2 separate regions of the Homo sapiens genome follow, and region 1 is linked to region 2. Evidence: chromatin loops called from intact Hi-C (ENCODE). Cell type or tissue: PC-3. All regions are shown on one strand. Each heading gives the region's core, and the rest is flanking DNA. Links, peaks and the distances in the headings are about the cores only. Region 1 overlaps SRI-AS1 (SRI antisense RNA 1). Region 2 overlaps STEAP4 (STEAP4 metalloreductase).

Region 1 (10,988 bases), core at 2,469-7,468, 54 kb after region 2:
ACTACAGGCGTTTGCCACCATGCCTGGCTATTTTTTATTTATATATTTATTTATTTTTAGTAAAAATGAAGTCTTGCTGTGTTGCCCAGGTTGGTCTCCAACTCCTGGGCTCAAGCGATCCTCCCACCTTGGCCCCCCAAAGTGCTGGATTACAGGGGTGAGCCACTGTGCCTGGCCCTCTTAACATTTTTTAGTGTACAGTTCAGTAATGTTGTGATATGCACATTGTTGTACAACGGATCTCTAGAACGTTTTCCGCACGCATGACTGAAACTCTATACCCATTGAACAACATGGTGTTTTCCCCTCCCCCAGCCCCTGGTAACCATTATTCTACTTTCATTTCCATGAGTTTTATTACTTCAGATACCTCACATAAGTAGGATCATCTAGCACCCATCTTTTTCTGATTGGCTCATTTCACTTACCATAAGGTCCTCAAGGTTCATCCATGCTGTAGCATATGACAGGAATTCTTTCTTTTTTAGGCTAAGATTCCATTGTATGTATATACCACATTTCTTTATCTATTCATTCACTGATGGACATTTGAATCACCTCTACATCTTGGCTGTTGTGAATAATGCTGCATGAACATAGGAGAGCAGATATCTTTTCAAGATCCTGCTTTCAATTCTTTTGGATATATATGCAGTAGGAGATGACTGGATCATATGGGAATTCTAATTGCAGTTTTTTTAGGAACCTCCATACTATTTTCCATAGTGGCTGCCCATTTTATAATCCCATCAACAGTGTGCAGGTGTTTCCTTACCAACACTTATTTTCTGTTTTTTTGAAAGTAGCCATCCTAACATCATACGGGGTCTGAAATGATATCTCATTGTGCTATTGTGGTTTTGATTTGCATTTCCCTTGATGATTAGTGATGTTGAGCATCTTTTCACATGTGTGGTGGCCATCTTCATTGGAGAAATGTCTATTTAAATTCTGTGTCCATTTTTAGATTGGGGTGTTTTTGTTATCAAGTTGTAGGAATTCTTTATATATTCTGGATATTACTTTCATCTCTGGTATATGGTTTCATATTTTCTCCCATTCTGAGTAGGTTGCCTTTTCAATCTGTTTGTTGATTGTCATGCTCGTTATTAAGTTAATCACCAGCAACGGGGATGGGATTATTAGTTCTGGGAAAAAAAATCTTCTGGGTGGAATGGTTGTCAGGAAATCCATCACTTTGGCAATAACGGACCCATGTGCCTTAATTTGGTATTTCACCTCAATTTTATATTGAGAGAAGAGTTCAGGTTGTTTCAAAGAGACGTATGTAGACAGCTGTGATGTGAATGACAGAACATTGGACAGAGCTTCAGACACCTGTGTTCTTTTTAGGACTCTTAGAAACTGCTAGCAGTGTGACCTTGTTCAATTATTTAACCTTTTGAAACTTTATCTGTAAAATCAAATAGCAGTTTACTAATTCCAGCCTAAATCATGATGGTTTTTAAAAGTAGGGTGTATGAACCTTTCTAAAGTGTGGCATCAAACCGCTGGTTAGGTAGTTGTGGTCAGGTATGAATATGCGTGGATATAGGTTTGTAGGCGAGGGTGGGTATGTATGGGTGAAGGTGTGCATGTATATGCAGGATTGTAGAAGGGGGTAGGTGAGGGTGGGTAGGGCAGAGGTGTCTCTGTGTGCGTGCATGTGTGTGGGACTATAGATAAAGGTTGGTATGGGCGTGTGAGGGTAAGGCTCAGTGTGGGAATGCAGAAGTATAAGAAGAATGAGTACTGAGGGCAGGTTGTACACGTGAATGTGGGTGGATACCAGATTGTAGGTGATGGTGGATGCAAGTAGGGCAAGAGGGAAAGGGTGTGTGTGTGTGTGTGTGTGTGTGTGTGTGTGCGTGTGTGTGTGTTTTGGGTTATAAGTGAGAGGGTGGTGGGGCAAAGCACAGAGTAGGCCAATGACAGGATTATTCTATCAAAAACATTCTCCATTTTACTGATTTATATTTTACACGTAGGATATAAACCCACTGTTAGAGATGTTGCAAATATTTTTTCTAGTCTGTCATTTATCTTTTAATTGTGTTAAGGGCAGAACTGTGTTAATGTAACAAATCTTATTTATTTGTTTCAATTAATAGTACTCCTCTTTTAATGTTCAATGTAAAAAATACTACAAATTACACATACGGAATAATAAAGAAAAATTGCACATAAACTCAAAACCCAGTGATAATCTTAACAACTCAGTCTACAATTCAAGTCTATAGAGGAAGATACATGCAATGATGTCATTGCACATAACTGTGTACCTCTCTATGTATGGACCTAAATGCTCTAATATTCTACTGATGATAGGATAAATCAGTTACTAACTTCCTGGGAGGCGATTTGCAATAGCTATCCAGAATTTCTCAAAAACCTTAATCTCAAAAACAGTAAATCTAGTTTTAAGAATATGTCCAAGAAAGCAATTCAAGATGTGAGCAAAATTTAAACTATGATCTTTTTATTTCAGCATTGTGTGTAATAATAAAAATTTAGTTAAAATCTAAATAATTTGGTATTGATTAACTAAAGTGTAAAAGGCTCATATGATTGAATACTCTGCAGCCATAAAAATAGTATGGACAAAGAATATATAATGAAATTAAAATATACTTACATTTTGCAGTATTTATGTTTTAGTCAAATTACTTTCAGTAATAAGCAGTCTTCTGCACCCAGTGAATAGGAGTTTTAATGAGGCATGATGGTGATATTAAAGCTCAAGGGCTTTTCAAAGAAAGCTGAACTGGAAACAGGGACTTTGGACAGTCACAGAGTCACAGGAGGAACATTTAAGCACTTGCGATAGCTGCTTCCAGAACCTGGAAGATAGGAGCATGTGAAGGGCCTAAAGATTATCTTTTGAAATTTTTCCTAAATTACCTTTTGAAATACTTCCTAGATGTGCTTGAAAATCTCTATCCACAGCCTGAAGCCAAGATATATTTCCCTAAGTCACTGAGTTCAAATGACACTTTCTTGCCCTTTAGTGGTGTGCTGGTAAATGTTTAACAAGTAGCTTTCCAAGATGGGGCAGGGTGGGACCTTATATGTACGTATATATGTACGTAAGGTAATTGTAAATTTAACTGACATAAAGGGTGTTGTCTTAGTTCAGGCTGCTATAATAAAATGTCATAAACCAGGTGGCTTATACACAACAGAAATTTATTTCTCAAAGTCTGAAAGCTGCAGAATCCAAGATCAAGGCAGATTCAGTGTCTGGTGAAGACCCGCTTTCTGGTTCATAGATGGCATCTTCTAGCTGTGTCCTCATATGATGAAAGGACAAGGCTGCTCTCTGGGGCACTAGTCCATTCGTGAGAACTCCACTAATTTACATTTCCCTGATGATTAGTGATGTTGAGCATTTTAAACTATACCCATTTGGCCATTTGTATGTCTTCTTTCGAGAAGTGTCTATTCATGTCTTTTGCCTACTTTTTAATGAGATTATTTGTTTTTTTCTTGTTGAATAGTTTGAGTTCCTTGTATATTCTGGATATTAGTCCCATGTTGGATGAATAATTTTTGTAAATATTTTCTCCCATTCAACAAGTTGTCTCATTACTCTGTTGATTGTTTCCTTTGCTGAAAGTTTGACTATAACATGTCATGAAGAAGATTCTCTTGAATTGTATCTATTTGGGGATTTCTGAACTTTTTGTATCTGGATATCTAAATCTGTTGCTAGACTTGGGAAGTTTTCAGCTATTATTTCATTAAATAGGTTTTCTATTCCTTTGGTCCTCTCTTCACCTTCTGGAACACTGAAAACTTGAATATTTGATCACTTTATGGTGTCCCTTATGCTCTGTTCATTCTTTTTATTTTTTTCTTTATTTTTGTCTGACTGGATTATTTCAAAAGATCTGTTTTCAAGTTCTGAAGGTCTTTTTTCTGCTTGATATAATCCATTGTTGAAGCTCTTGAATGTACTTTTTACTTCATTCAATAAAATAAAATCCAGGATTTCTGTTTGGTTACCATGATATCTCTCTTTGGTAAACTTTTCACTCATGTCCCTAATTATTTCCCTGATTTCATTATATTGTTTATTTGGGTCTTCTTATGTCTCACTGAACTTCTCTAGTATCATTATTTTGAATTATTTTTCAAGGATTTTTATAAATTTCTTTCTCATTGAAATCTGTTGCTGGATAATTAGTGTGTTTCTTTGTAGATGTCATATTTCTGGGAAAATATTTCCTTAACTGTTCATGCAATTCACAATGTAAAGGCTGTAGATACAACACACTTTTTAAAATTTTTTTTTTTGAGATGGAGTCTTGCTCTGCCGCCCGGGCTGGAGTGCAGTGGTGCAATCTTGGCTCACTGCAACCTCCGCCTCCCGGGTTCATGCCATTCTCCTGCCTCAGCCTCCCAAGTAGCTGGGACTACAGGCGCCCGCCACCATGCCCAGCTAATTTTTTGTATTTTTAGTAGAGATGGGATTTCACCGTGTTAGCCAGGATGGTCTTGATCTCCTGACCTCGTGATTCGCCCGTCTCGGCTTCCCAAAGTGCTGGGATTACAGGTGTGAGCCACCGTGCCCGGCCACAACACACTTTTAACTTTAAACCTTATTAACATATTCTCCAAAATGCCACCTCCAAATCTAGAGTACACAATTAAAAAAAAAATAAATAAATAAATAAAAATAAATGAGTCTTTTGTTTGTAGTGCAAACTGATTTCCAGGGTGTAAATATTCCCAACATAGTGGAATAAACTACTAACTTTTCGCAAATTCAAACTACTAACATGGTATGACTGAGTCTGGAATTGAGAATTAACATCCAACAGCACAAAATTACATACTACCCATATAGAAAAATCATTAAAAATTGATGCATTTGGAGTATTTATTATCTTGATTTTCAGTAAGTTAAAAAATTTCTAATTATACGATTGGCAGTGTTTAAAAATAGGCTGGAAAAGGCCAGGCACCGTGGCTCACGCCTGTAATCCCAGCACTTTGGGAGGCCGAGGTGGGTGGATCATGAGGTCAGGAGTTCAAGACCAGCCTGGCCAAGATGGTGAAACCCTGTCTCTACTAAAAACACGAAAATTAGCTGGGCGTGGTGGGAAGTGCCTGCAATCCCGGCTATTCAGGAGGCTGAGGCAGAGAATTGCCTGAACTGGGGAGGCAGAGGTCGCAGTGAGCTGAGATTGCGCCACTGCACTCCAGCCTAGGAGACAGGGCGAGACTCTCTCAAAAAAAAAAAAAAAAAGGCTGGAAAAATGCCTGAAAATAGGCTCACTGGCCAGTATGAGCCAGCTCCCACATATGACTGTTCCAACACAAAGCCCTGCAGGTCTTCAGAATTCTCAGACAGAGATAATAATCCTGAAGGAATGTCAAATATTTACCTGTATGTGTGTTTAATACTGTTGTTATTGGTTCCTAGCTGCCTTAGATAGGTCATTCTTTGTAACAATGAAATAAACATATTTCATAGAGGGCCTCTATAGGGCTAATTGGAAATCTGCCTACACTGTTGAGTAATGTTTATAGTTGGTTACTGATTTCCAGAGGTCAAGAGGGCAATGTGATTCATCTGCTATTACAGTTTATACTTCTTGATTCTTCTATTTGGCCACTCTGCAAGAAGGCAATCCTCTAAGGATCACCAGCTTCTACCTATAAGACTTCAACTCAAGATGCAGGCAAGTAAATGATATGTATATAATATTAGACTATTCCATGCAGCTCCAATGTTCTAATTCTACTAATCAGGAATAAGAAAGTTCCTAATCTTTGTAGTTCTACTGATCCATGGGTTTCCAAGCTGAGAATCAATTAATCCAGGTTCCTTTCTCAGCTTTGCCACTGATTTCCCAGCTATGGAAAAGAGGCAAGTAACTACTGAAAAATAATTATATAAAGTAAGAGATATCTTATTTTAATTAAGAAGCTCCCAATTTACATGTAGCTGACTTATATATATGCTTCATGGAATTTTGGCATTCTGGAAATATCTACTGTACCTAGGCACCTAGGACTCAAGAACAGTCATTCTTCCTTCCCCAGAGCTGCAATATGAATAATTGGGAATTTTTCTTCCCAAATTCCCTCCTCTCCCAGCTTATTGAACAGATGGAGATTGTATTATCTTCCCCTCCTCTCTCCACAAGTCTGGCTTCTCTATTTATCTCTGGTTCTGTGTAAACTTTGCGACATCAAGATTGGCTGGATAAAGGGACTGAGATGCGAATGGGGATGGGCAATAACCAAGCCCTAGGTGCTCTTGGGTTCCTACCCTGCTCTACCCCGGCTCCAGGACTGCTTCTCTTTAGGAGAACAATGAAGGCTTTAAAGAACTTTCGAGGGCTTGCCTGAGAACCAGTCATAAAGTGACCTTTATGAAAAAATAGACCTAGGTTGCAAAAATTAGCTTTTAGAATTAACACCCCCATAATATACTAGTCCAATGTTCTTAGGAAGAGTCATCCTAAGAGAACACTGGTGCTGAACACAGGTGATTTTCTACCTGAGCATACAGGTCCAGTATTCAATATTCTGCTTTCTATGTGGTCCCAGACATGGTAATGGTCACAAGTAAAAGATGTAGAGACTTGATAATCAGTACAAGCCTCAGACAAAAACTAATTACAGCCAGTTCTTGCATTCATTTCTTGACCTCCCTTTAGCTACCCCTTTAGCCATGCATATTTACATCTTGTTCATCAAAAAATAATTATCTGCACTAAAATGAACTCTTATCATTGATAGTAATAGCATTACCTAGATGTACATTATTTTAGACAATTGCTTTAAATTTAATATTCTGATTTCTGAAACACATTCTGTTCAGGAAAAGAAAAAACAATGTCTCCAAATTCTTGATCCAATAGAAATTGCATAATCTTAAAAGGAAGAGTCCTGAGAGAATAGCGTGAGGTTGAGAAAAGATCTGAAGTGACAAGATAAGCAATTAATACTGGAATTGCTATTAGTCTGGTAACCTTCAGCAAGTCAGAGTCTCAGTTTCCTCATCTTGTAAAGTAGAAATAATCTAACTGGCATGGCTGGGTAAAGTTTAAGTAGGCCATCAGAAAATACTTTGTAGTCCATAGAGCATTAACTCATCCAGGCCCCTACTCAAAGTACAAAACTGCCCTTTAGCATCACTGACAGCCTCTTCTTGATCACTTCTAGTGATGGGGAACTCATCTTTGGAAGGTCATTTTTGACAGCCCTAATGATAAGAAAGTATATATATAAAGTGTGTGTGTGTTTGTAAAAATACACACATATATTTACATATGTACAATGATATACATACATACACATATATGTATATAGGCATATATATTTAGCCATAATAAATTCCTCCAACATCAGCTTCCTGGTTAATCCTGATCATCAACTCCAGCTCAGAGCTTCATTAAGGGAAGGAACAGGTCAGTGAGAATCTATTCTGTAGGAACAGGAACATGGGAACGTTTGTCACAGAGCTGATGACTGCCCTTGCTGTGTTTTGTTAATAACTGATTTATCTTGCTTATCATGCCTATTCCAGGCAAGTAGAATGAGTTTGCTTTCTCTGAGTTCCAGGGAGGAGGAAGCCAACACAGATGAAAGGGTCCCTGTGCTGTTCAAGAGGGTAGCACTAGCCACACAGCTATTCCATTTTAAATTAAACTAAATTAAAATTTTAGTTCCTCATTTCACAGGCTCAATAGCCATATGTGATTAGTTATTGTGTGGCATAGTTATCAAACATTTCTATTGTAGCAGAAGTTGTTTGAAGAGCTGTGGTTGATGATTCATTACCATCTACAATATGCCAGGGACCAGTTAAACTCTACATGCAAGCACTAAAACATCAATAGTGGAAGTTTTCTATCCCTTGAAAAAATTACATAATAGCATGATTAACTGAGCTCTTACTCCGGACAGTTCAAGAAAAAGGGTGGCTTTTATTCCCAAATGAACATCATAGGCTTCACACTCTTTCCCAACAATCTTAAGAAAGTGGAGATACTATTAATTGGTTACCTATGTTGTTATCAAATGCTCATTTCCACTTACATTTGGAGATCTGAGCTTCTCTCTAAGGCAGAGGTCTTTAAATCATGAGGTGCCACACCCAGATCAGAACTAAACAAAAATTGAAACTTTAAATTGGCAAATGTCATTGCTCATTTCTTCCTAACAAGTGAAGACCTATGGTTAATTCAACTGCAGGTATGGTGAAATAACTACAGTTACTTAGTTAGACACTATTTCTTTCACCACTTATCTGAGCGAAGAAGTCCAGGTTGGATACTATATGTAGAGCTTTATATTAACTTTTCTCCAGGAATAAGAAAGTGTCCACACTGCCGTTTGTCTTGAAAACATAATTAGGGAAGGTGTACCACAAAAGAATGGGATTCTCTCTGAGAGCATGTTTATCTACTGTCACAGCTTTAATTGGGAAGGGTGAAATATCTACATCTGGCTAGGTCTGCTCTTCAAGAGCTGGGGCCAGATATTTGCCATCTCTCAGCCTTGGTCTTTTCTTCTGTAAACAGCAGGATTGGAGTATATGATCAGAAAGGTTTCTGTAATTCCAATGACTTCCCAAAATAACCATGACCTGCATCCTATCTATAAACCTCACATAGTTCTCTCCCTAACCCATGCTGTTGTCACAACCCTCCTACAGTCTTTTTTTTAGGACTTAGTAAATCGTTCTGACAAATAACTGTATTCTACCCATAGGCTTTATCTTACAGTCAGCAAATCATTTGCTAAAGTGCTAAACTGCCAGAGTCATAAGCCCGCATTCTGGAGGGGCTTCCAGCAGTGGTTGGTAAACTACTGCCCAAAGGCCAAATCTGACCCACCTCCTATTTCTGTACATCCAAGAGCTCAGAATAATATTTACATTTTTAAATGGTTGGAAAAATAAAATTAAGCATAATATTTCATGTCATATGAAATTCAAATTTCAGTGTCTATAAATAAAGTTGCATTGGAACCCAGCGACATCCATTCATTTATCTATTGTCTATGGATACTTGTGGCCTACACAGCAGAGTTGAGTGGTATTTGGCCATACCACTATGACTACATAGTCTACATACCACTATGTATGTAGACTCTCTCATACAGAGACTGTATGGCCCACAGGCCTAAAATATTTACTACCTGGCCCTTTACCTGCCCCTGGGTGTAGAGCACAGACTCTAGAGTCAGATGGCTTGGCAGCATAGCTCAGCTCTGTTCTGTTCCTTCCCCTTCCTCAAAACTGTATAATAGGAATGACAATAGTACCTATCCCATGGGTTTTTATTAAGATTAAGCAAATAAGTAAAATGCGATGAGGATCTGGCATATTTTTATTATTATATATATGTCTGATGGTATTATAAGTTGCCACAATTTTTTCCAGCAAACTAAAGTATTAGCAGCTGACCAATTTGTTAGCAATAATTGTAAGAATTGAATTTGCAACACTCCATTAAAATTCAATTCTTTGTCAGATGAGTAGGTAGCGAAAATTTTCTCCCATTTTGTAGGTTGCCTGTTCACTCTGATGGTAGTTTCTTTTGCTGTGCAGAAGCTCTTTAGTTTAATTAGATCCCATTTGTCAATTTTGTCTTTTGTTGCCATTGCTTTTGGTGTTTTGGACATGAAGTCCTTGCCCATGCCTATGTCCTGAATGGTAATGCCTAGGTTTTCTTCTAGGGTTTTTATGGTTTTAGGTCTAACGTTTAAATCTTTAATCCATCTTGAATTGATTTTTGTATAAGGTGTAAGGAAGGGATCCAGTTTTAGCTTCCTACATATGGCTAGCCTGTTTTCCCAGCACCATTTATTAAATAGGGAATCCTTTCCCCATTTCTTCTTTTTGTCAGGTTTGTCAAAGATCAGATAGTTGTAGGTATGCGGCGTTATTTCTGAGGGCTTTGTTCTGTTCCATTGATCTATATCTCTGTTTTGGTACCAGTACCATGCTGTTTTGGTTACTGTAGCCTTGTAGTATAGTTTGAGGGCTAATATCCAGAATCTACAGTGAACTCAAACAAATTTACAAGAAAAAAACAAACAACCCCATCAAAAAGTGGGCGAAGGACATGAACAGACACTTCTCAAAAGAAGACATTTATGCAGCCAAAAAACACATGAAAAAATGCTCATCATCACTGGCCATCAGAGAAATGCAAATCAAAACCACTATGAGATACCATCTCACACCAGTTAGAATGGCAATCATTAAAAAGTCAGGAAACAACAGGTGCTGGAGAGGATGTGGAGAAATAGGAACACTTTTACACTGTTGGTGGGACTGTAAACTAGTTCAACCATTGTGGAAGTCAGTGTGGCGATTCCTCAGGGATCTAGAACTAGAATTACCATTTGACCCGCCATCCCATTACTGGGTATATACCCAAAGGACTATAAATCATGCTGCTATAAAGACACATGCACACGTATGTTTATTGCGGCATTATTCACAATAGCAAAGACTTGGAACCAACCCAAATGTCCAACAATGATAGACTGGATTAAGAAAATGTGGCACATATACACCATGGAATACTATGCAGCCATAAAAAATGATGAGTTCATGTCCTTTGTAGGGACATGGATGAAATTGGAAATCATCATTCTCAGTAAACTATCGCAAGACCAAAAAACCAAACACCGCATATTCTCACTCATAGGTGGGAACTGAACGATGAGATCACATGGACACAGGAAGGGGAATATCACACTCTAGGGACTGTGGTGGGGTGGGGGGAGGGGAGAGGGATAGCATTGGGAGATATACCTAATGCTAGATGACGAGTTAGTGGGTGCAGCGCACCAGCATGGCACATGTATACATATGTAACCAACCTGCACAATGTTCACATGTACCCTAAAACTTAAAGTGTAATTAAAAAAAAAATTCAATTCTTTAGCAGTAAAGCAGTGGGAAGATGTCTAAGGACAACTGATATGCCAATTCGTATAGCCGTTTATCCACGAAG
Region 2 (10,988 bases), core at 1,973-6,972:
CTATTAAATAATCTGTTTTCTCATTGACCTGAGATGCTATTTTTATCATATGTGTTTGGGTCCATTTCTGAATTTTTTTAAAACTTATTCATTAAAATTTTTCTACTTTTCTTTTTTCTTTTCTTTCTTTCTTTTTTTTTTTTTTTTTTGAGACAAAGTCTCTCTCTGTCGCCCAGGCTGGAGTGCTGTGGCCTCCTGAGTAGCTGAGATTACAGGCGCGTGTCAACACACCCAGCTAATTTTTGTATTTTTAGTAGAGATGGGATTTCACTATGTTGGCCAGGCTGGTTTCAAACTCCTGGCCTCAAGTGATCCACCTGCCTTGGCCTCCCAAAGTGCTGGGATTACAGGCATAAGCCACTGTGCCTGGCCAGAACTTTATCCATTTCTTTGATAGTACCACATTATTTAATTATTTTAGCTTTATAAAAATTTTAATATTTAATATGACTAGCATCCCATTTATTAACCTACTTTTCAGAATTTATAGAATTAGGGAAAACTGACGTTGTGTGAGCCTTGCCATCCAAGAACATGCTGTACATTTTCTTTTATATAAGTTCTCTTCTCCTGATTCTTAAGAGCATTTAAAATATTTTTCATACATATGTTGCACATATCTTGCTATCTTGTTACATATTGTCTTTATTTTGTTGCAGCTATAAGTAGGATCCTTTCATGTATTAAATCTTCTTACTGGTTTCTTTTTTAATATATGAAGAATATTTATTTTAATCGAGTTCCCAGCCTAGATGTTGAATTATTTTTGTATGTATGATACTTTTTTGGTTGATTTTCCCAGTTTTTAAAGTTTGATCTAGTTCGATCATCTGGAATCCCTTTTGAATTTCTGTACCTCTGATTTCTTTCTCTGATCTAGTTATGTTAGAGCTTTCAGAACAATAACTAAAGTGGTCATAGCAGATGTATTTGTCTGGTTCCTGACTTTGTTGGAAATGTTTCTACTAATGTTTTTAGGCATAATGCTGAATTTTAGGTTAAGATCAATAATTTTTATATGTTAAGGAAATATCTATGTATTTCTCTTTCACTATGAATCAAGAATAAATGTTGAATTTTAACAGATGTCCTTTTAACATACACAGATATGACAGACTTTTTCCTTAAATCTTTTAATATAAAATTAAATTTTAATCTTTTAAGTTATATTAATGAAGTTTCAAAAATTGAATTTATAGAACTAATCTTCACATTTGTAGAATAATCCCCATTTGATCAACATAAACCTTCTATTAACAAGCTGCTGGATTGTGTTTGCTAATGTTTTATTTAGTTTTTTTTGGTATCACTAAACAAGTGAATTTATCTATAATTTATTGGAGCATATTTTTTGTCAGATTTTGCCCTGTATCCTTTTATCAAACAGAAGCTTTTCACCAGTGATTTTGTTAAATAAGACACATATGAAAAGATATATGACAATTTTTACTCCTTCCAAATTTGGGGGGAAATATATATGACAATTTTTACTCCTTCCAAATTTGGGGGTAAATATAGTTAAGATAATTAGATTACAACAAGTCAATTACATTACTTCTTGAATATAGCTCTCTTTAATTTTCCAGGCACAGAGCATTTATATTTTGTTGGGCATTTGTGTTATTATTTTTCAGTTATGGAGAAAACTTGTATAGATGCACTTCCTCTTACTATGAATTCTTCAGAAAAGCAAGAGACTGTATGTATTTTTGGAACTGGTGATTTTGGAAGATCACTGGGATTGAAAATGCTCCAGTGTGGTTATTCTGTTGTTTTTGGAAGTCGAAACCCCCAGAAGACCACCCTACTGCCCAGTGGTGCAGAAGTCTTGAGCTATTCAGAAGCAGCCAAGAAGTCTGGCATCATAATCATAGCAATCCACAGAGAGCATTATGATTTTCTCACAGAATTAACTGAGGTTCTCAATGGAAAAATATTGGTAGACATCAGCAACAACCTCAAAATCAATCAATATCCAGAATCTAATGCAGAGTACCTTGCTCATTTGGTGCCAGGAGCCCACGTGGTAAAAGCATTTAACACCATCTCAGCCTGGGCTCTCCAGTCAGGAGCACTGGATGCAAGTCGGCAGGTAAGAATAAACAAATTTACACTCAATCTTTAAAACATGAATCATTAAATGTGCACTTGCCTCAAAGATTCCAAAATATAATTCCAAGATGAAATGCCCACTAAATATTACATTTTGCTAATATGTGCTGTGAATAATTTTCTTGAGCTTGACCAAATAAGGTGGTCAACTGTTATATCTCCCACTGTCTGCACCCTCAGATTTTAGTTTGATGGAACCCCATGGTGTCAGCCTCTGGAGGCTTCTTGTCAGTACTAGAAACTAATACTTGGTGAATATCCTTTTCTGCTTCCATTACCTTGTATGAAACTGGTTCCATTTATACACTGAGATTAGAAGCATTCATAAGTGATGCGGCACCACAAACACAGAAGATCAAACTACTCACAGTGTGGAGAACCATGTCTTTTATAAGTGTGATGTGCCTAAAACCATCATCAACTAAAAACCCTGGTACTTACCTATCTAAGACACCACATACAAGTTTAAAACATCTTGTTACATATGTTAATTCTACATCCTTATTTTAAAATCGGTTCACTGTTTTACGTCATCATTTGGCATGGTGCTGTTGTAGCCTTTCAAAATAATTATTAAATAAGGAAAAGGAGTAAATACAGAATTAATTAACTGTTTTTAAACTAGGTGTTTGTGTGTGGAAATGACAGCAAAGCCAAGCAAAGAGTGATGGATATTGTTCGTAATCTTGGACTTACTCCAATGGATCAAGGATCACTCATGGCAGCCAAAGAAATTGAAAAGTACCCCCTGCAGCTATTTCCAATGTGGAGGTTCCCCTTCTATTTGTCTGCTGTGCTGTGTGTCTTCTTGTTTTTCTATTGTGTTATAAGAGACGTAATCTACCCTTATGTTTATGAAAAGAAAGATAATACATTTCGTATGGCTATTTCCATTCCAAATCGTATCTTTCCAATAACAGCACTTACACTGCTTGCTTTGGTTTACCTCCCTGGTGTTATTGCTGCCATTCTACAACTGTACCGAGGCACAAAATACCGTCGATTCCCAGACTGGCTTGACCACTGGATGCTTTGCCGAAAGCAGCTTGGCTTGGTAGCTCTGGGATTTGCCTTCCTTCATGTCCTCTACACACTTGTGATTCCTATTCGATATTATGTACGATGGAGATTGGGAAACTTAACCGTTACCCAGGTAAATCTCTTCTTATATATTTTCTTCTGCTCCTGAAATCAGAGACTATTGCTACATCATATTCCATTTCATAATTATAGAAAGTCACTCTTCTAAGCATCTTCTTTTTTAAAGTAACTAGAATTAGAAATGTCATGTCAGTTTTTTAAAATGAATCCAGTTTAGATCTCATACAACTATTAAGAATAAAAGTTTGCCGGGGGCGGTGGCTCACTCCCATAATCCCAGCACTTTGGGATTCCGAGGCAGGTGAATCATGTGGTCAAGAGATCAAGACCATCCTGGCCAACATGGTGAAACCCCATCTCTACTAAAAATACAAAAATTAGCTGGGCATGGTGGCGGGTACCTCTAATCCCAGCTACCCAGGAGGCTGAGGCAGGAGAATCGCTTGAACCCAGGAGGCAGAGGTTGCAGTGAGCCGAGATCGTGCCACTGCACTCCAGCCTGGGTGACAGAGCAAGACTCCATCTCAAAAAGAAAAAAAAAAAAAGAAAGAAAAAAAATGATACTTTCCAGGTTCGCTTGGGTCCAGATCTGTATTCCCAGGGCTCATAGAGATATTGGCAAACTGACAGATTTCATGGCTCAAGAAACCTAAAGACACCTACTTGAATTCCTTTGGTTGGCAGTCAAATGTTAACTAGTGTGTTTTCAAGCTTCTATTCTTAGGCATGTTACTTCCTTTTGGAAGTCAAAACCAACCATCTTTTAAGTAAGAGGGCTAACCAAATATGTGCCACACTAAAGCAAACAAATTCACAAAAGAGCGCTTATAATTCCCTTAATGTTTGACTTGGGGGAAGTTGACCTCAATAACTAGAAAACCAAATAATTCTGAGCAAATATCAAATATTGTCTTATGCATAATCAAAAGATTCAGTGAGAATCAGCTGAAGGAGTTTTAAGACATTCTCAGAGGAAGTGCTATAAGTCAGTTCTAGTTTAGAAATAGCTAGTTTTGATAGATCTTACTTCAGTCTCAAAAATTATTAGTTAGTCATTAATGATGCTTCTATGGGTTTCTCTACATTATTTTCCCAACAAATACATGTAAGTTTCCTGGGTAAGAGTCACACTACAAGTGTCTGATTCCTCTCAACTTGTGGTGCAAGACTGATGTATTATATTATGATGTATTTATTATCATGTATAATAAACATGAAAGAACCCACTTTGAGAGTGTGAGTAATCCACATATAAAGCAGAAAAACAGAATTCTGATGTAATTGTTTGAGAACATCAAGTTTTGCTTGGGGAACAAAATGCAGATGGTAATGAAGGTTTAAGTGAGTGTTTACTGTCTTTTAGAATTTACAGGGAAAATCGAAACTTTCTACACAACTCCTAGAATCAAGTCCAAACAGAACCAATTACTTTTTTTGCCAAAAAATATAATTTCTAAGTGTATTTTTCACTAAAGTTATTTTAAAATAATTTTTAAGAAATGCCATACAATTTGCTTTGAGCAAATAATTTGTGCCCACTGTCAAAGTGTGGGCAGTTTGTAAAATGTAGTTTGTAAAAATGTAGTTTTGTAATTGCTTATAATTTTTCTTAGGCAATACTCAAGAAGGAGAATCCATTTAGCACCTCCTCAGCCTGGCTCAGTGATTCATATGTGGCTTTGGGAATACTTGGGTTTTTTCTGTTTGTACTCTTGGGAATCACTTCTTTGCCATCTGTTAGCAATGCAGTCAACTGGAGAGAGTTCCGATTTGTCCAGGTAAGAACTTCAAGTTCATTCCTAACTTTTCATTTTGCTCCATCACTTCCCTAGCAATCATATTTAAAAATTCAAATTAGAAAATGTTGAACCCAGGTACAAAAGGCAGAATCCATAATGATTTGATTTCTTAATACTCGCCAAGATTCCTGACTGCCTCCATATCTACAGCTAAGACTATAGGGTGAAAAATACTAAGAACTATTACAATTTATGTGTGGAGATGTACTAGGTACAAGGCAAAAAGAAACCCCAAGACAAAATTTCACCATCTAAAAAATTAACCTTACAACATGGACATACAGATATGGAAAACCAGATGTTGAGATAAAGTTTAAAATCTTCACAGCAAGATTTGATAGATGTCATCACACCGGAAGACTTAATGCTCTTCTGTAAGAGGGAAAATTGTTTTCTTCCACATGTCAAGCACCAACCAACCCCTCTTTAAAGGCAGTTAGTAACTACACATTCTTGTAGACCAGTGGTCCTCAAAATATGGCACCAGGACCAGCAGCATCTGCATCACCTGGAAACTTGTTAGATACACAAAGCCCCAGGCCATGCCCAGGCCTACTGAATCAGAAACTCTGAACCTGTGGCCCAGAAATTTAATGAGCCTTCAAGATGATTCTGATGCATGCTTATTATGAGTATAATAGAAAAGAGCATTAGTCTTTAAAATTAGGTTAGAATTTTATAGAACTATTGGAATCTTAAGTCTTGCAATTTCTCCCAGGGACCAAATGCAGTCAACATGTTCTCATTAGCAGTTTTGTTCAAGGTATTAAGGCAGAAATAAACAATAAGCTTTAAAATGTAGGCTGAAACAAGATTGGCTATTGCTCTTTATTGTGATAGAAATGAGCTAGGATCTGGTTTTAGTCAGTAACATATACTAAGATGGTGCTTCTTGAGGTCATACTGTGTCATATTCATCTCTGACCTCTAGAAAAGATGATAAATAAAAGAGTTTCACCTTTGGGAACCAAGACAAGCTACATTATTTATTCTAACTTGGAAGAGTTTACTCCTGGGAAACTTTTCCATCCAGCTAGGTTAAGGTGAAGCTACTATGTCATTTGTAAGAAATAATCTTGTTTTAAATGAAGTATTTACCATCCTGAAGAAGGGTTAGTGCTTTTTTTCAGTACTTGGCAAAGTGTCCTAAACATTATAGGTCTCAAATGTTTGTGGTTGTTGACAAATATCTGTCACTGGCTTAGAGTGTTTCACTTTAAGATGTAAATAATGTTAACTTACATATTTTTGTTTCTTGTTTATAGTCCAAACTGGGTTATTTGACCCTGATCTTGTGTACAGCCCACACCCTGGTGTACGGTGGGAAGAGATTCCTCAGCCCTTCAAATCTCAGATGGTATCTTCCTGCAGCCTACGTGTTAGGGCTTATCATTCCTTGCACTGTGCTGGTGATCAAGTTTGTCCTAATCATGCCATGTGTAGACAACACCCTTACAAGGATCCGCCAGGGCTGGGAAAGGAACTCAAAACACTAGAAAAAGCATTGAATGGAAAATCAATATTTAAAACAAAGTTCAATTTAGCTGGATTTCTGAACTATGGTTTTGAATGTTTAAAGAAGAATGATGGGTACAGTTAGGAAAGTTTTTTTCTTACACCGTGACTGAGGGAAACATTGCTTGTCTTTGAGAAATTGACTGACATACTGGAAGAGAACACCATTTTATCTCAGGTTAGTGAAGAATCAGTGCAGGTCCCTGACTCTTATTTTCCCAGAGGCCATGGAGCTGAGATTGAGACTAGCCTTGTGGTTTCACACTAAAGAGTTTCCTTGTTATGGGCAACATGCATGACCTAATGTCTTGCAAAATCCAATAGAAGTATTGCAGCTTCCTTCTCTGGCTCAAGGGCTGAGTTAAGTGAAAGGAAAAACAGCACAATGGTGACCACTGATAAAGGCTTTATTAGGTATATCTGAGGAAGTGGGTCACATGAAATGTAAAAAGGGAATGAGGTTTTTGTTGTTTTTTGGAAGTAAAGGCAAACATAAATATTACCATGATGAATTCTAGTGAAATGACCCCTTGACTTTGCTTTTCTTAATACAGATATTTACTGAGAGGAACTATTTTTATAACACAAGAAAAATTTACAATTGATTAAAAGTATCCATGTCTTGGATACATACGTATCTATAGAGCTGGCATGTAATTCTTCCTCTATAAAGAATAGGTATAGGAAAGACTGAATAAAAATGGAGGGATATCCCCTTGGATTTCACTTGCATTGTGCAATAAGCAAAGAAGGGTTGATAAAAGTTCTTGATCAAAAAGTTCAAAGAAACCAGAATTTTAGACAGCAAGCTAAATAAATATTGTAAAATTGCACTATATTAGGTTAAGTATTATTTAGGTATTATAATATGCTTTGTAAATTTTATATTCCAAATATTGCTCAATATTTTTCATCTATTAAATTAATTTCTAGTGTAAATAAGTAGCTTCTATATCTGTCTTAGTCTATTATAATTGTAAGGAGTAAAATTAAATGAATAGTCTGCAGGTATAAATTTGAACAATGCATAGATGATCGAAAATTACGGAAAATCATAGGGCAGAGAGGTGTGAAGATTCATCATTATGTGAAATTTGGATCTTTCTCAAATCCTTGCTGAAATTTAGGATGGTTCTCACTGTTTTTCTGTGCTGATAGTACCCTTTCCAAGGTGACCTTCAGGGGGATTAACCTTCCTAGCTCAAGCAATGAGCTAAAAGGAGCCTTATGCATGATCTTCCCACATATCAAAATAACTAAAAGGCACTGAGTTTGGCATTTTTCTGCCTGCTCTGCTAAGACCTTTTTTTTTTTTTACTTTCATTATAACATATTATACATGACATTATACAAAAATGATTAAAATATATTAAAACAACATCAACAATCCAGGATATTTTTCTATAAAACTTTTTAAAAATAATTGTATCTATATATTCAATTTTACATCCTTTTTCAAAGGCTTTGTTTTTCTAAAGGCTTTGTTTTCCTTTTTATTATTTTTTTCTTTTTTATTTTTTTGAGACAGTCTTGCTCTGTCGCTCAGGCTGGAGTGCAGTGGCACGATCTCAGCTCACTGCAACCTCCTCCTCCCAGGTTCAAGTGATTCTTGTTCATCAGCCTCCCGAGTAGCTGGGACTACAGGCATGTGCCACTATGCCCAGCTAATTTTTGTACTTTTAGTAGAGACAGGGTTTCACCACATTGGTCAGGCTGGTCTTGAAATGCTGGCGTCAAGTGATCTGCCTGCCTCCGCCTCACAAAGCACTGGGATTACAGGCATGAATCTGGCCTTACGTAATATATTTTCTTAATGGCTGCATAATATCACATCAAATAGGCATTTTTCAAACCTCTTTCCTTATTAAACATGTAGACTATATCCATTTTTTACTAAAATAAATAACATTTCAGATAATATCTTTGCACTGATAATGTTGCCAAGCCATTTCTAAAGTGACCTTATCAATTTAATTACCATTGGATGAGGGTGTTGCTTTCATCGCACCATTGTAGATTGTCTTTTTTATTTCAATTTGCGTTTATTTATAACTGGTTGCAAAGGTACACAGAACACACGCTCCTTCAACTTATCTTTGATAAACCCAAGCAAGGATACAAAAAGTTGGACGACATTGAGTAGAGTCATGGTATACGGTGCTGACCCTACAGTATCAGTGGAAAAGATAAGGAAAATGTCACTACTCACCTATGTTATGCAAAACAGTTAGGTGTGCTGGGGCTGGATACTGCTCTTTTACTTGAGCATTGGTTGATTAAAGTTTAGGTACCATCCAGGCTGGTCTAGAGAAGTCTTTGGAGTTAACCATGCTCTTTTTGTTAAAGAAGAGAGTAATGTGTTTATCCTGGCTCATAGTCCGTCACCGAAAATAGAAAATGCCATCCATAGGTAAAATGCTGACCTATAGAAAAAAATGAACTCTACTTTTATAGCCTAGTAAAAATGCTCTACCTGAGTAGTTAAAAGCAATTCATGAAGCCTGAAGCTAAAGAGCACTCTGATGGTTTTGGCATAATAGCTGCATTTCCAGACCTGACCTTTGGCCCCAACCACAAGTGCTCCAAGCCCCACCAGCTGACCAAAGAAAGCCCAAGTTCTCCTTCTGTCCTTCCCACAACCTCCCTGCTCCCAAAACTATGAAATTAATTTGACCATATTAACACAGCTGACTCCTCCAGTTTACTTAAGGTAGAAAGAATGAGTTTACAACAGATGAAAATAAGTGCTTTGGGCGAACTGTATTCCTTTTAACAGATCCAAACTATTTTACATTTAAAAAAAAAGTTAAACTAAACTTCTTTACTGCTGATATGTTTCCTGTATTCTAGAAAAATTTTTACACTTTCACATTATTTTTGTACACTTTCCCCATGTTAAGGGATGATGGCTTTTATAAATGTGTATTCATTAAATGTTACTTTAAAAATATTTCCTAGTTTTGTTTAATTCTGGTTTTAACTCATCAGCATTCCAAATAAAGTTACTAAAAGGTTTTGAATCACAGTAGTTCCAGCATCTGGGACTAAAAATACTTCCCTTCAGGGATAAGCAAAAGAGAAGGCAGTGCATGGGTTTGAAAGTGCATTAACAGATCTGCAGCTTCTTGCAATGTAAGCTTGAGCTCAGCGGGGTGGCACAGTCCAGTATGCTGTGTGTGCTTCAGTATTACCCTCAGAGAGGGGAGAGCATCAGATGGCTAAATGGGGAGGACTGCACTATCCCACGCTGGATTTTTGTGAGAATTTGGAGGTAAAAAAGGCTTTCCTTCTCCATGCAGACGCCACAGGGATAAGGCTAATGGCTTGACAAGCAGACTTCAGGTTGGATTCAGACTGCGTGACTGGGCATTAAATGCCTTGCACAACTGGACTGCTGCAGCTCTGATGGGTGTTATCCTGCTTTCAAAAATAGTATTAAAACTTACAAATAAAGAGAGGACTGACAACCTGGAGGAAGCTGGAAGCAAATGGAAAGCCCCTACTGAAAAAGCCATTTCAATTAGAAATTCATTCAGGAGCTCTTCATTCATCTATTGTTCAGGGATCACAAAAGAGCCATGATAATGATAAATGCATATTATGCATTTCACCTCTGAGAGCATAAAAGCTTCTGGAACTCTGTTCCAAAATTAAGGTGTAATGGCAGTCATGGTACTGCACACAGTAGTTGCAATTTTCATTCTCCATCATCACAACCATCATCTTCACTACCACTTCTCCAACACACACACACACACACACACACACACACACACACCCCATGAGAGCCCACAGATAGCCTTACAGGGTCCTACTTCAATTTTCTATAATGAATTAGGTTTACATTCTAGAAAAATCCTTCACTCTTCTAAAGGTTTGTTCAGTAGAATTTGGGAAAAGAGTATAAGTTACTCTTCAATGTATCAGAAGCATTTGGACCAGGTGACTCCATCTTCAATAGAGGCTGAGTAAAATAAGCCTGAGACTGGCCGGGCGCAGTGACTCACACCTGTAATCCCAGCACTTTGGGAGGCCAAGTCAGGTGGATCACCTGAGGTCAGGAGTTTGAGACCAGCCTGGCCAACATGGTGAAACCCCATCTCTACTAAAAATATAAAAAATTAGCCAGCATGGTGGCGCATGCCTGTAATCCCAGCTACTCTGGAGGCTGAGGCAGGAGAAGTGCTTGGACCCAGGAAGCAGAGGTTACAATGAGCCAAGATCGCGCCATTGCACTCCAGCCTGGGTGACAAGAGTGAAACTCCGTCTCAAAATAAATAAATAAATAAATAAGACTGAGACCTACTGGGCTGCATTCCCAGGACAGCAGGTGTTCTTAGTCACAGGATGAGATAGGAGTAAGCACAAGGTACAGGTCACAAAGACCTTGCTGATAAAACAGGATGCAATAAAGAAGCCGTCCAAAACCTACCAAAACCAAGATGGCAATGAAAGTGATCT

The links. A loop is a pair of places that touch in the nucleus more often than their neighbours do. Peaks named below come from ENCODE experiments on the same cell type or tissue, not always from the same donor. Only the 100,000 strongest peaks of a DNase experiment are listed, where the experiment ranks them.
Region 1: a loop joins it to region 2, with 5 times the contacts of the local background. A loop is called at or near these places in 4 of 110 quality-filtered maps.

What each region holds. Positions count from the first base shown.
Region 1 is chr7:88,221,608-88,232,595 of GRCh38, reverse strand. It overlaps SRI-AS1 (SRI antisense RNA 1), which reads right to left. Exons shown (of 3, transcript NR_120517.1): 3 at 2,828-2,840. It also overlaps a transcript of SRI not described here. Among named protein-coding and RNA genes, the nearest start is that of SRI, 7.1 kb to the right of the region's middle. RefSeq lists an enhancer at 5,328-5,622. In PC-3, for the core only: no CTCF peak of the experiment used is centred there; a DNase peak (open chromatin) is centred at 5,535; H3K27ac peaks cover 1,775 bases.
Region 2 is chr7:88,274,918-88,285,905 of GRCh38, reverse strand. STEAP4 (STEAP4 metalloreductase) reads left to right here. Exons shown (of 5, transcript NM_024636.4): 2 at 1,635-2,092; 3 at 2,738-3,265; 4 at 4,827-4,991; 5 at 6,278-10,988. The coding sequence starts at 1,637. The coding sequence ends at 6,508. Among named protein-coding and RNA genes, the nearest start is that of STEAP4, 26 kb to the left of the region's middle. In PC-3, for the core only: no CTCF peak of the experiment used is centred there; no DNase peak of the experiment used is centred there; H3K27ac peaks cover 1,894 bases.